Linked DNA regions of Homo sapiens: all the other regions are linked to region 1. The links are chromatin loops, found by intact Hi-C in ENCODE. Cell type or tissue: Caco-2. All regions are shown on one strand. Region 1 holds the start of LOC105376274 (a long non-coding RNA gene). Region 2 overlaps LOC105376273 (a long non-coding RNA gene). Region 3 overlaps PBX3 (PBX homeobox 3).

What was found. Peaks named below come from ENCODE experiments on the same cell type or tissue, not always from the same donor. Only the 100,000 strongest peaks of a DNase experiment are listed, where the experiment ranks them.
Region 2: a loop joins it to region 1, with 3 times the contacts of the local background. A loop is called at or near these places in 1 of 110 quality-filtered maps.
Region 3: a loop joins it to region 1, with 3 times the contacts of the local background. A loop is called at or near these places in 1 of 110 quality-filtered maps.

Annotation. Positions count from the first base shown.
Region 1 is chr9:126,143,966-126,147,965 of GRCh38, reverse strand. It overlaps LOC105376274 (a long non-coding RNA gene), which reads left to right and starts at 1,582. Exons shown (of 3, transcript XR_001746581.2): 1 at 1,582-1,718. RefSeq lists an enhancer at 852-1,826. In Caco-2, CTCF peaks have their summits at 1,311 and 1,512 (motif pointing left); DNase peaks (open chromatin) are centred at 935 and 1,475; H3K4me3 peaks cover 720 bases.
Region 2 is chr9:126,048,556-126,052,555 of GRCh38, reverse strand. LOC105376273 (a long non-coding RNA gene) reads left to right here. Exons shown (of 3, transcript XR_930355.1): 1 at 1-21; 2 at 207-321; 3 at 461-568. Among named protein-coding and RNA genes, the nearest start is that of MVB12B, 280 kb to the left of the region's middle. In Caco-2, a CTCF peak has its summit at 2,443; no DNase peak of the experiment used is centred here.
Region 3 is chr9:125,752,649-125,756,648 of GRCh38, reverse strand. All of the region lies in intron 2 of PBX3 (PBX homeobox 3), which reads right to left. Among named protein-coding and RNA genes, the nearest start is that of PBX3, 7.3 kb to the right of the region's middle. RefSeq lists an enhancer at 556-1,994. In Caco-2, no CTCF peak of the experiment used is centred here; no DNase peak of the experiment used is centred here.

The DNA.
Region 1 (4,000 bases):
AAAAGCAGCTGTCGCTGAAGCCACGTCAATCTGAGCGGTAAAAGGTTTGGGCAAAAACATATTTTATTGTTCTTGCTGTCAGAAACATAAAGATTGAAGGGGCATGTGACTCGGTAATTGCTGTGGACTTTTTTTCCCCCTTGACAATAAACATAAAACTTAAAACTGTATTAAAATCATTTGACAATTTTTATGCTCAAAGAGCCTGGAATGAATAATGGGTTTTTTTTGCATCTAAAATGCACTCTCTCGTCAACCTATAAAACTGTCAGAAATAAATTCATCAAAAGCAGATTATATAATTAAAAGGCGCTATTTGTGTCTCTGCCCGGTTGGGATCAGAATTGTTTGTTTGTCTCCCTCTCCCTGTCTTTTAATTTTTTAATTTTTTCAAAGCTCTAGAGGAGACACCCTAGAGCTAGTCTGCTTTGTCCGGGGGAGATGACAAAATGAGGGTTTCCTTGGGCAAATGCAGATTTCCTGCTGCAGCCAGCCCCCACTATGTCGATGCCAGTAGAGGACAGACCGCCTCCCAGCCAGTGCAACCTCCTGGTGAGCCCAAGAGGGCAACATCCTACGCTGGGGAAGAGTTCCTTTCCCTGACCCAGTAGCAGAGAAGAGAGAGTGAGACAGAGATATTGAGTGTGCACCCATCTCCCTCTCCCATTTTCTTCTCCTTCTGAGCACTCTGGGGAGTCACGCCTCCCAGTCAACTTGCTGTTGGTTGAGGTGAGGAGACTTGTTCTTCCCAATGAGGTGTGAGCATTGGTGGTATGTGTCATTTTGGGGCCAAAGCAGTGAAGTGCTGGTCCTAAATCCTCCAGTACTTTCATACTCTCCAAGGCAACCAGGGAGGTGTGTTCCCAAAGCTGCCACTACAGGAATGTGGAGCCTCCTCCAGCCTGGATCACTGAGTCACTGTGTGGAGGACTTTGTCCTGGAGAGTCACCTAGACCAACAGTAAGCTTTGTGTGTTAAGCCACCAAGACCGGTTTGTAACCTCAGCATAACTGAGCCTATCCTGTCTGTTTGCAAATGTAATCGGTTTTATTGCTATTCAGGGATGGTGAGGCTAACAGATCAGAACGTGATTACCTTGAAAAGATGGTTTGTTATACTCATAGATCCCTAGAGAGAAGCCACGCCAATGCCATGGACGTGTCATACCAGGAAGCACCTGTCAGTTTGGAAGCAGAGTTGAGGGGAGGGCAGGGAAAATGTGTTTAAGAGCCCTTGTGGTGGTTTCCACAGGAAAGAGAGGGTGAGCAGGCTCAGCACTGACTAGCGTGAGTAACATCAGCAGGCTCTGGGGGTAGGCGCTGTCCCCAGGGTCGGGAAGCGGGCCCCGGAGTGATTAGGGCAGGTGGATAGTGCCTCCGGAGTGTCAGAGCCCCACAAAGGAGGTGGGTGGGTAGATGGCTCTGGATTGGCTGGTCTGCATTTGAAAGGGGCTCACTCTGGGGCCGGTTGTTTGCTGTCTCTAAGGATTCTCTAATCTCTCCCCGGGGAAGGGCAGTCCCTCTCCCTCTAGTGGCGGCAAGTCCCCAAGCTATTTTGAAACAAAAGGTGTGGTTAGTGTTTAGTACACCGACTGAGCCAGGGGATCTTGGTGGTGTCCCAGCAGGGAAAGGGCCAAATGCCCACTCTCATGAGTCACGGGATACCGAGTGCGAGGAGAGAAGTGGCAGAGCGCAGGTGGAAGCATGGAGGTGGTGGAGGTAGGAGCTAAATTTGGGGATGGTGAAGAAAGCAGAATGCCGGAACTTCGGGGACCCATGGAAGAGATGGTGAGGTACAGGGACCTGAGGCTGAGGCTGGAGTCCAGGGTCTGGCTTTGGTCTTAGTCTGAGAAGCTGTGGGACTGTGATCCCAGACTTTAACCCAGAGGGAGGAAACCTGTAAGAAGTTGGCAAGAGGCTGGCACACCTAGAGGAGCACAGCATATTGTTTTTTTTTTGTTTTTTTTTTTTTTGACGGAATCTTGCTCTGTCACCAGGCTGGAGTGCAGGGCACGATCTTGGCTCACTGCAACCTCCAACTCCCTGGTTCCAGCAATTCTCCTGCCTTAGCCTCCTGAGTAGAGGGAGTACAGGCAGGCGCCGCCACACCCAGCTAATTTTTGTATTTTTAGTAGAGATGGGGTCTCACCATGTTGGCCAGGATGATCTCGATTTCCTGACCTCTTGATCCACCCGCCTCGTCCTCCCAAAGTGCTGGGACTACAGGCGTGAGCCACCGTGCCCGGCCGCACAGCCTGTTCTTAAACTTGGGTCTGCCCACCAGGAACCGCCCTTATTCCACCAAAGCACAGAAACCTCCCACAATGAGACCAGGTGCCCAGATGGACCTCCTGGCCTCCAGGACTCACTGACCAGGCTCTCTTGGGGGCAGGAAGCCCTGGGGAGAGCCTCCCAGGCCAGCCCCCAGTCAGGCCCCATGCAGCTACCTTAATGTCTTTGAATGCTAACTCAGGGCTCTGGAGTCCCCAAATTTCCCCACCGACTGGGCTTACTTCGGTAAGGAGACTGAGCTGGCCAGGCCTGGGGTCATGGAGGCATGAAAAAGGAAGGGAAACCCATGCAAGATGAGAAGAGACAGAAGCAGAGATGGGGAAGGAGGGAAGTGCTAAGTGATTAACATTCTCTGAGCCTTTACTGTGTGCCGGGGACTTCACTTTCATGGCCCCAGGGAATACAGAATCTTAGCCTCATTTCACAAATGAGAAAATTGGGGTTCAGAGAAGCTCAGCAAGTGGTGGCCGCTTGTCCAACATAACACAGCCACACTAGGCCGTCTGGGTCCAAAGTGTGTGTTTGGAAAGCAAAATATCCATCTGTGGCTCCTCGGGCTAAGTGGAATGTTTGGCTCCAACTGAGCCAGAGAAGTAGGAACACATGGATTTGCTCTCAACTCGGGACAGAGGAGACGGGCCAGGCAGGCGTGGAGGAGACCCTCAATGCAGAGGCTCTCAAGAGGTGCTGCCTTCTTCTTCGAGGACGGGATGTTTCTGTAAGCCTTTCTTATCAGGCTAAAGAAGAATCCTGCTATTTCTATTTTGCCAAGCGAGGTTTTCCTGCAAAATGGATGCTGAGTGTTAACAAGTGCCTTTTTATCAGCCCTGGTTTTTCCCTCTTGGCCTATTAATATGATGAATTATATTAATAGAGTTCCTAAAATAGAACTGTCCTTGCCTTCCAATAATACACCCTACCTGGTCATTGTGGAATATCCATTTAGTATATTGCTAGATTCAATTTGCTAATATTTTATTTAAGATATTTGCATCTATATTCATAAATGAGATTAGCCTGCAGCCTTCTTTTTTTTGTGCTATCTTTTGTCAGGTTTATTTAGTTTTGTAAATGAGTTGGAAAGGCTTCTAGTTCTGAAAATAGTGTGGATGAGATATCCCCCAAATCTTCCTGCCACAAACGCCTAGAAATGCCCAATACAGTATAACAAATACTTGAGCCTACAGAAAAGTAGAGAAAATTTCCAGGACCAAGAAATAAAGTAGGAACTGAAAACCAAAGAGATAAGCACATGACCTGTCACTGCAGCTGTCCAGGGAAAGGAGAGAGAGGATATTTATACCCACATAGGCACAGGAGACAAGGCTTTGAGTGTGAGTTAGATGAAAAGCTAGACTTGACATCCCTGTGGCTTGTGTTCTCAGTGAGGGGTAGACTTGGGAAAAAACCTATCTTTTGATATAGGAAGAGAAGAGAGAAAATACAGAGAATCAGAGAAACAACATTCAAGGAGAAAATAAGAATGATCCAGATTGATTTAAAATAGTCATAATTCACCAATAAACACACAATTCACTCATGGTTAGGGAAATGCAAATCAAAACCACAATGAGATGCTGCTTCACACCCATTATGATGGCTACTATCAAAATACAGAAACTGGCGGGGCGCAGTGGCTCATGCCTGTAATCCCAGCACTTTGGGTGGCCTAGAGGGGTGGATCACTTCAGGCCAGGAGTTCAAGACCA
Region 2 (4,000 bases), 95 kb after region 1:
GAAATCAATAGGAATTTCAAGGTAGGAAAAAAGGGAATTACCTTTAATTGGAGTTCTGGTCCAGCCAGTTCTCTAGTGAGGCCAGGGCTCACCTGGTCCTCAAGGGATGGCCAGAAGGGACCCTCAACCTGCCCCAGCCCTGCCTGGAGTGCCTCCCACCAGGTAAGAGACACCTTCTCTCAAGGAACCATTTAATCTCTGGCTAGGAAGCCAGGATTGAGTCGGCGAACAGAGATCTCCAGAACCAGGCATAGAGAGCTCCGTCTCCTCATCCGTTAGGTGGGGACAACAGGGACCTCATCAGTGAGAAGCGAATCCCAGGTGCGTAAGAGGCACCTTACGCGTATGGCACCTTAATGGTGCCAGGCACTGTCCCAAGTACTTTGCTTGTGTTAATAAGGGTTAGAAAATCTAATCCATACTAAGCCCCACTATTACTATTACTATCTCCATTTTATAGAGGAGGAAACTGAGGCACCGAGGCGTTAAACAACTCGTGCGAGGTCACACAGCTAGGAAACACAAGCCCTGGCACCAGAGCCTGGGCTCGAACCCTGTGCTCTGCTGCCCTATGGTAGGTGTTCAGCCCTGCGAGATGTGTCCCAGGTGGTCCACGTCCCGTCCAAGGGAAATCAGATGGGTGGGGGTGACTGCCTGGAGTACGGGGGCCCTGCCCAGGAAATGGCAGGATAAGTTCAAGCCACATGGAGAGGGGCCTGAGACAGCTGCCCCCATTGTCGTGCCCTCAAGTGCACACAGACATCCCCCTGGATCCTGCCCCCCAGGAAAAGGACACCCTCAGAAGGAGGCTCAGGACCACCCAGATGCCTACATAGACCCCACTGGAGGCCAAATGTGGCTGCTGAACAGTGCCTGGCAAACAAGCTCCGGTGTAAAATGGGAGCGGGAGACACCCCTGCCTCAAGAACGGCAGGTGCCACCCCCACTGGGAGCCGTCTGGGGGCCAGAGCCTGGGCCAGGATCACAGGAGGGGAACTCCCCTGGGCTGGGAGCTGGGGGCTTTTCTGTGGTGTCTCCCCAGATCCTCCTACAAACCCTGTGCAGATGAAGGACCGTGCCCCAGAGTCAGAGCTGGGAGGAGCAGAAAGAGCAGAAGGCCAGCCCCCATTCACGTTCCCCCAAAGTGGTTTTTTTGTTTGTTTGTTTTTAGACAGGGTATCACTCTGTCGCCCAGGCTGAGTGTAGTGGTGTGATCACAGCTCACTGCAGCCTCTATCTCCCAGGCTCAGGCAATCCACCTGCCTCAGCCTCCCAAGTAGCTGAGACCACAGGCATGCACCACCATACCCGGCTAATTTTTTTTAAATTTTTTTATAGAGATGGGGGGGGTCTCACTACGTTGCCCAGGTTGGTCTCAAACTCCTGGACTCAAGCGATCCTCCTGCCTTGGCTTCCCAAAGTGCTGGAACTACAAGCTTGAGCCACCGCACCTGGCCAAAATGGGATCTTTTACAGCAGCACATTGGTCTGATGACTGTTGAGACTTTGATTAAAAAGGCTGAGAGGAAGCTGAGGGGAACCTATGGCTGACACCACAGGGACGGGGAGAAGGAGTCAGAGGGAGAGGTCTGCCATGTGTTTGTCCCCCAACCCAGGCCCGCATGCTTCCTGAAGGGGGACACTCTTGTGCCTCTGTGAGGCCCGTTTTACAGATGAGAAAACTGAGGACAGGGGAAAGTGTCCCCCCAGGATCACACGTGACTGGGAGGATGCAGCAGCTTGGAGCCCCGCCGTCCTCCATCTCCACACCCCTTCTGTGGATCCCGAGGGTGCAGCCAGCCACGCTGTGAAGGTCTCCAGGGGTCCACAGAAGGCAGGGGAGGGGAGGGGAGAGGGCTGGAGAGCGGGAGAAAGTTAAGAGCCATCACATGGCTGTTCAGAACTGGATCTGGTGGTGGGAGCTGAGGGGTACGGGAGGGGAGAGGGTGCAGGTCCCTAGCCGGGACCTCTCAGACCAACTTTTGACTTAGGTCTCTGACGCCCATGGAGTCCTGGATGCTCAGCAGGGAAACTGAGGCAAGTTGCCGGTTGTAAGGACAGACAGCACAGGTCTCTGGGGCTTCCAGAGTCCCCGGTGATTCTGCCTCCAACACCACCCTCCCCACTTCCCTAGTTCCAGCCCGAGCCTTGAGGGGGCACCCAGGACAAAGGAGCGGTGAAGGCTGGGGGCGGAAGGACTGGAGTTCCCCTTCGGAACTCATGGCGAGGCCGGGGCGGGGGCTTGACTCCTCTGAACGTCAGTCTCCTCCTCTGTGGAAAAGGGGAATCAGGTTGTACTAAGGATTGGAAAAAACATGAACTGTAGAGTGCTGACCCCAAGGAAGCGCCTAAGGGATGTTTGCTGAGGGAGGAAACAGGTCCCTGGACGGACGGACAGACAGACGAGCGTGGCTGAGTGGATGAAGGAATGACTGCGCCCCGCCCTGACCAGCCAGCCTGGCAGAGAGGACCCCTGCTGGTGACTCAAATCCAAGACACGCAGTCCCCAGAGTGTGTGGTCCCCCCCACCCCCGTCCCAGGGGACGCCTCCACCTAGGCAGTGGGGCCATTGTCTAAGAATGGCCACGTGTGTCCCCGGGCCTGGATCTGGACCATGGTGGGCCACTGGCCACCATCCCCGCCCTTCCGAGAGGGCAACTGCCCCCTAATGTCCCTCGCCATCTTTTACGACCCAAGCAGTATGCACAGCCCTACTTCATGAAAACAAAACGAGCTGCATCAACAGCAGAGAGCAGACTTTCCAGGCCACCAGTTCTGGGGACCAATTCAAGGGAGAAAGAAGGCCTGGCCTCCAAGCCCGCCTTGTACCCTCGCTGGGGGATCCTGGGACCGCTCCCTCTTGGGAAGCAGAGACCCAAACCCACAACAAACTTAGGCTGAGTGATGGAGCAGAGGCTGCCACAGCTGAGCCCAGGTTCTGTCTCTGCCCTGGGGGTCCTGACCCATCGCCACCCCACTAAGGCACTCGTACTGGGCTCTTTGAGGACATTCTCCCTCTCCAACCTCGGGACAACCTACCAGGTGTGGATCATGACCCCTGCCTCACAGACAGGGGAGGAAAGCGAGGCTGGGAGCAGGCAGGAAGCAGCTCGTCCAAGACCCTGTAGGCCCTGGTCTGTCTGATTCTGCTCCCTGGTCACAGATGTCCTGGGGCTGGTGTCCAGCGCCCCCTGCACTCTGGGATGTAGGAAGTCAGCCTCCTTCCTCCCTCCTCCAGACCCCTCAGCTGAGACTGCCAGGGTCTCAAGCAGAGATGAGACCCATCCCTGTCCCCTCTCAGGTCACCGGGCTCAGCCAGGCTCAGCTGGAGCTGAAGGTTATTGCAAACTGCCAGGGCCCTGCTCACCTCGTTAAGTCCAGGGAGCAGGGTCAGCGGCTTTTACAAGCCCCATAAAGCATTGCTCGTGGCCACTACAGCACACAGCTGGTCCTGGCGACCAGTCCCTCCCTGGGCCCAGGACAGGAGGGGGACAAGTTTCTTCCTTAAGGAACTCATCTCCCAGATTCATAAAATCACCGGAAGTGTCATGGGTGGTCTGTGCCCCAACAGATAATTACAGTGTGACACCCCTGCCCTAGAGGCTGGTGTCGGGGAGGTAGATTCCCCTCCACAGAGGCCCTGCAGCTTGTCCTGCCTTGCTGGGCCAGCACTGTGTTAATAAATGCTTTGAGCCTATTATCTCACTGAGTCCTTGAAACAGCCCTATAGAGTAACACAGCCAGCCGCATTTTACAGATGTGGAAACAGAGGCCCAGACGGGTGGCCAAGGTGGAGACTGCAGAGCTGGGATTTGAACCCAGAGCTGCCAGGGCCCGAGCCACGCTCCAAAGAGCCCGTTCGCTGACTATGAGCACCACTCTGTGGTTTGAGCAGGGCTCTCCCGCTTTAGTGAGGAACCCCAAATGCCCCAGCGCCCCATGTTTGGGTGCGTACATGAGGCAACAATAGCAGGAATTAACAGCCACAATGCAAGCTTCT
Region 3 (4,000 bases), 390 kb after region 1:
AAATAATCCACATGGCTCTGAAGAGAAGATATGGTTTACTGGGTCCAGAGTCACAGCTACAGTGGTGGAATTCAGACACTTGAACTAAACCCCAGTAGGAATGCCTTACCCAAACCCTCTTCCTTCTAACCATACCCAGCAAATACAGTTAGGCCAGGATTTTGCAATTCCATCCTCTATGCATGGTTTATAGATAGAAGTTCCATGTTTGAGTAAACCTTAACCTTCTTGTAGGCACAGAAGGTCTGTCTTCCTCCCTTTCCCCACAGCAATCCTAGTATTCATTCATGTATTTCTCCCCAGAATATAAGAAATATCACAAAATAGCTTTATAGAGAAAAATTCAGAGGCCTAGCTTAGGCCACAAAAGTCAACAAAATCTGAATCCAGTATGAAATTCCATCTTCCACACAAAATGTCATCAGTAATCTTACCTATAAGATATATGCTGAAATATAAATTCCACAGGTTGTATAAAGGGCAGTTTAACCATGAATTATAATTGTTACAGCTTTTATGGATTCAAGTCAGAATGTTAATACTCATTTAATATAGTTTTCTGAAGCCCAATTCAACTTCTTCCTTCCTTCCCTAGTGAAGAAAATATCCTTGTGAAGTTCAATTTAGTGACATTGGTGCACAAGCCCATACACAGAAGTTTACACTTCTGAGAAGAGATAAGTGATAAACAGTTCATTAGCCATGTTAATGAAATTATGTTTTAGGAAAAAAAAGACTAGGTGACACAAAAATTTTAGTATATTTTTATACAGAAACATTACAATAAAAACTTTATATTCAGTATCTCCAATTAGGTCAATTAATATTCAGAAAAATCCTGTAACATTTCATTTAAATAATCATAGGAGGGGGAAAAAAGAATCCACCAATGTTCTGGAAGCTTCTCTAGACCTTTCAATCAATTTTATTTATATGCAAAACCAAGAGAAACTCAAAAAAAAAAAAAAAAAAAAAACAAAGCTCCTCCTGATGCTAAAGCTCTCAATTTACTGACAGGCAAATGGCTTCATGCTGCCACTTAATCTCATTTCTTGCATAATGCCCTCTAATTAGCATATCAAAGTGAATTAATACTTCTAGGGCATTAGCAATGGGGAAATCTGCTCCAGGCTCACAATAGCAGTTAAGAGAGAGCCAAGAAATCCTCAAAAACACCACAAACCACTTTGCATTGCAAAACTGTTCAATTTATTTATCCTCTCTCTCTAAACACTTTTACCGCACACTGTTTTACTACTGTTCACCAAACAAAATGATAATTGCCAAAGTTACCAGCATCTGTAATGCCTGTTTAGAATCTTAATTTAGACTGTTGCAGATAATTTCTATATGCAACCATTTGTTCTATTATAAATGTTAATATAGAGACAGTGAAAATGTTGACATTCTCAATTAGTTAATTTGAATTTGAAATAAAATTTTATGGGATTTTAAAATTTATGAATTTTTTAATGTAAAAAGCCACCTGCTGGACTCTGAAGCCTAAGAAATATGCTTTGAAAACTGATGTATCACATAAAAGAAAACAAAACAAACAAAAAATCATTTTGCCATAACATGTTGAGTCTCACAAATAATGGTTTAAACATTGTGAGGACTCATCAGCATTAAAAGGATTACATTGTATACCAAGTCCTCATTAATATGATCACTAAAAAAGAGTTATTGTCTAAACAGCTTAACATTTTTAAAGCACTTAAGTTGAAAGAAGTAGAAAACTTTTAACAATTATTTTTATCCATAAATATTTTTAATTGCTTTCATACTAACCTGTTACTATTACGTAGACAGTTATACAAAAAAAGTTACGCCAATTCAGTTTGATACATTCTATCACACCAATTTTTTTGCTAGATATACACTCAAATTTAGTGCCAAAGTAAACTAGTTACCATTAAAACCTACAAACATATTATACTATGGAATATATCTATGAAAAAATAATACAGAAGAAATTCTTGTTGCAATTCTGCCTACAAAAGGGATAATTAGAATCAAGTGTTGAAGATTAATGAAATTTATTTTTTAATATGTTCTGAGTTTGAAGGCATAAAAAGGTGGTTTATTTTTTCAGTAGCTCATTCAAGAATTACTTATTATTTGCTAAATATAGCACTGTCAACTAGATGTGATAGCAATTTGTCTGATTAACTTCAATAACTTTGTAAAAAATCAGATAGCTAGTTCTGAAAAACTTTTACCAATTTATACTACATAGTGATATAAATTATTTACTCTCTTCATACTTGAAGACTCAAATGGCCTACTGAAGTAGAGCAAATGCTTGAAAAGGTCAACACGGGCTTGAGGGGGAGGTGGTGGTAATGTGTAAGCTTTGTTAGTCAGTTAATACCTAAATCATGCTGATCACACTGATAAATGGCTAAAACACAAGACTGCTGAGAAAACAAAACATTATTCTCATAATGTCAATATTGAACTAATAAATATCTAAAGATGTTCACAAACACGAATAGGGAAAAGATAATCTAAAACCTTATATAACTTGATGTGTTAGTGCTGATGTGTTAAGCATTTATTCTAAATAGATACCTCAGGGTAGAGTACAAAATAAAGTGATGACTGACTTAGGGTGTGGTTCACGAAATGCAGTTTCAATTCTTATAGTCCCACTTCATATAATGTAACTTCATCCTATACCATGCCACTATAAAGTATCAAAATATAAATAATCCAACTAATACGTTAATTTAAATTTGCCTCAGAAGTAACCTTTTACAAAATTTATAAATTGAGATGGAAATATACAGGCAAAATTAATTAAAAGGAAAAGCATCATAGTATGAAAAATGTAGACAAGTACATTTTATGAAAGCCGATCAACCAGTGTGCTCTTTGGGGCAAGTCGGGGCCTCCTTTGCTAGTGTATTAAAAGACTTCTAATTCAGAATAAAATTATGTAAATTAATAAAATAACATAGTAAAGTCCCAAATAAAATACCAAAACTATTCAAATCTGTAATAAAATGAGGGTCATTAAAACTAAGGAACAAAAGAATTACTTGCACAGATCAAGTTAGTATTGACAAGAGAGTTCAATACATTTTTATTGGGAAGAAAAAAATAAAGAACAGGATTGGAAAATGTCTCTATATTTTAAAGATAATATCCACATGATACTTTAGATCATGAGGTTCTAAACCAGCTTGGCAATGAGATTTTTCTCCAGGTTTTCTACAAATGTATTATATGTGCTATTTTGTTAGGATGGAAATGGAAGAATAAAGAAGTAGAAAAATCCCTTTCTTTTACAACTTCTCTGAAAACCTCCTACAAAAGCTCCAGTAAGATACCAAATCTATAAAAATAGAAAAAAAAAAAGGTAAAATATTAAGTTAAGAAAAATATATTGATAAAGCAATATAATTTATAACATTTCCAAGATACTCTGACTTTGTATTTTTCCTGTTTAATCACTTAATATTTCCAATATAAGCAGACCTAATGCTTAAAATTGATATGAAACTTAAAACATTAAAGAACCATTAAAATTTGCTTCAAAATAATTTTGGAATGGTGGGAATTACAGAGAAAACACGACTGGCCAAGTATTGCTAATTGCTGAAGATGGGCACTGAGTTCATGGGAGGTTCAAGAGTCTCTGCTCTCTGCATGTTATGTTTCAAAGGTGTCCACAATAAAAAGTTGTTAAAATCTTGAAAATAAGTTCATTAAAACAAAATGTGTTTCATGAAAACACAAAAAGGAATCATGTATGGAACAGTGCATTTGTTTTTAAAACTTGAAACAAAAGATGATAATTATATTGGAAATAGTGCAAGAGCAACTTAAAAGCATATGCAAAATATATAATAACATTTAGACTAATATATAACAATTTTCACCTTTCTTGCTAAATTTTCACTTGAAAAAATTGATTTTTACATATGTAGAATTAAAAGAATCACACAGCACTGTACAAAGAAAAATGTAACAGATTTTTATATTGAAACCTTAA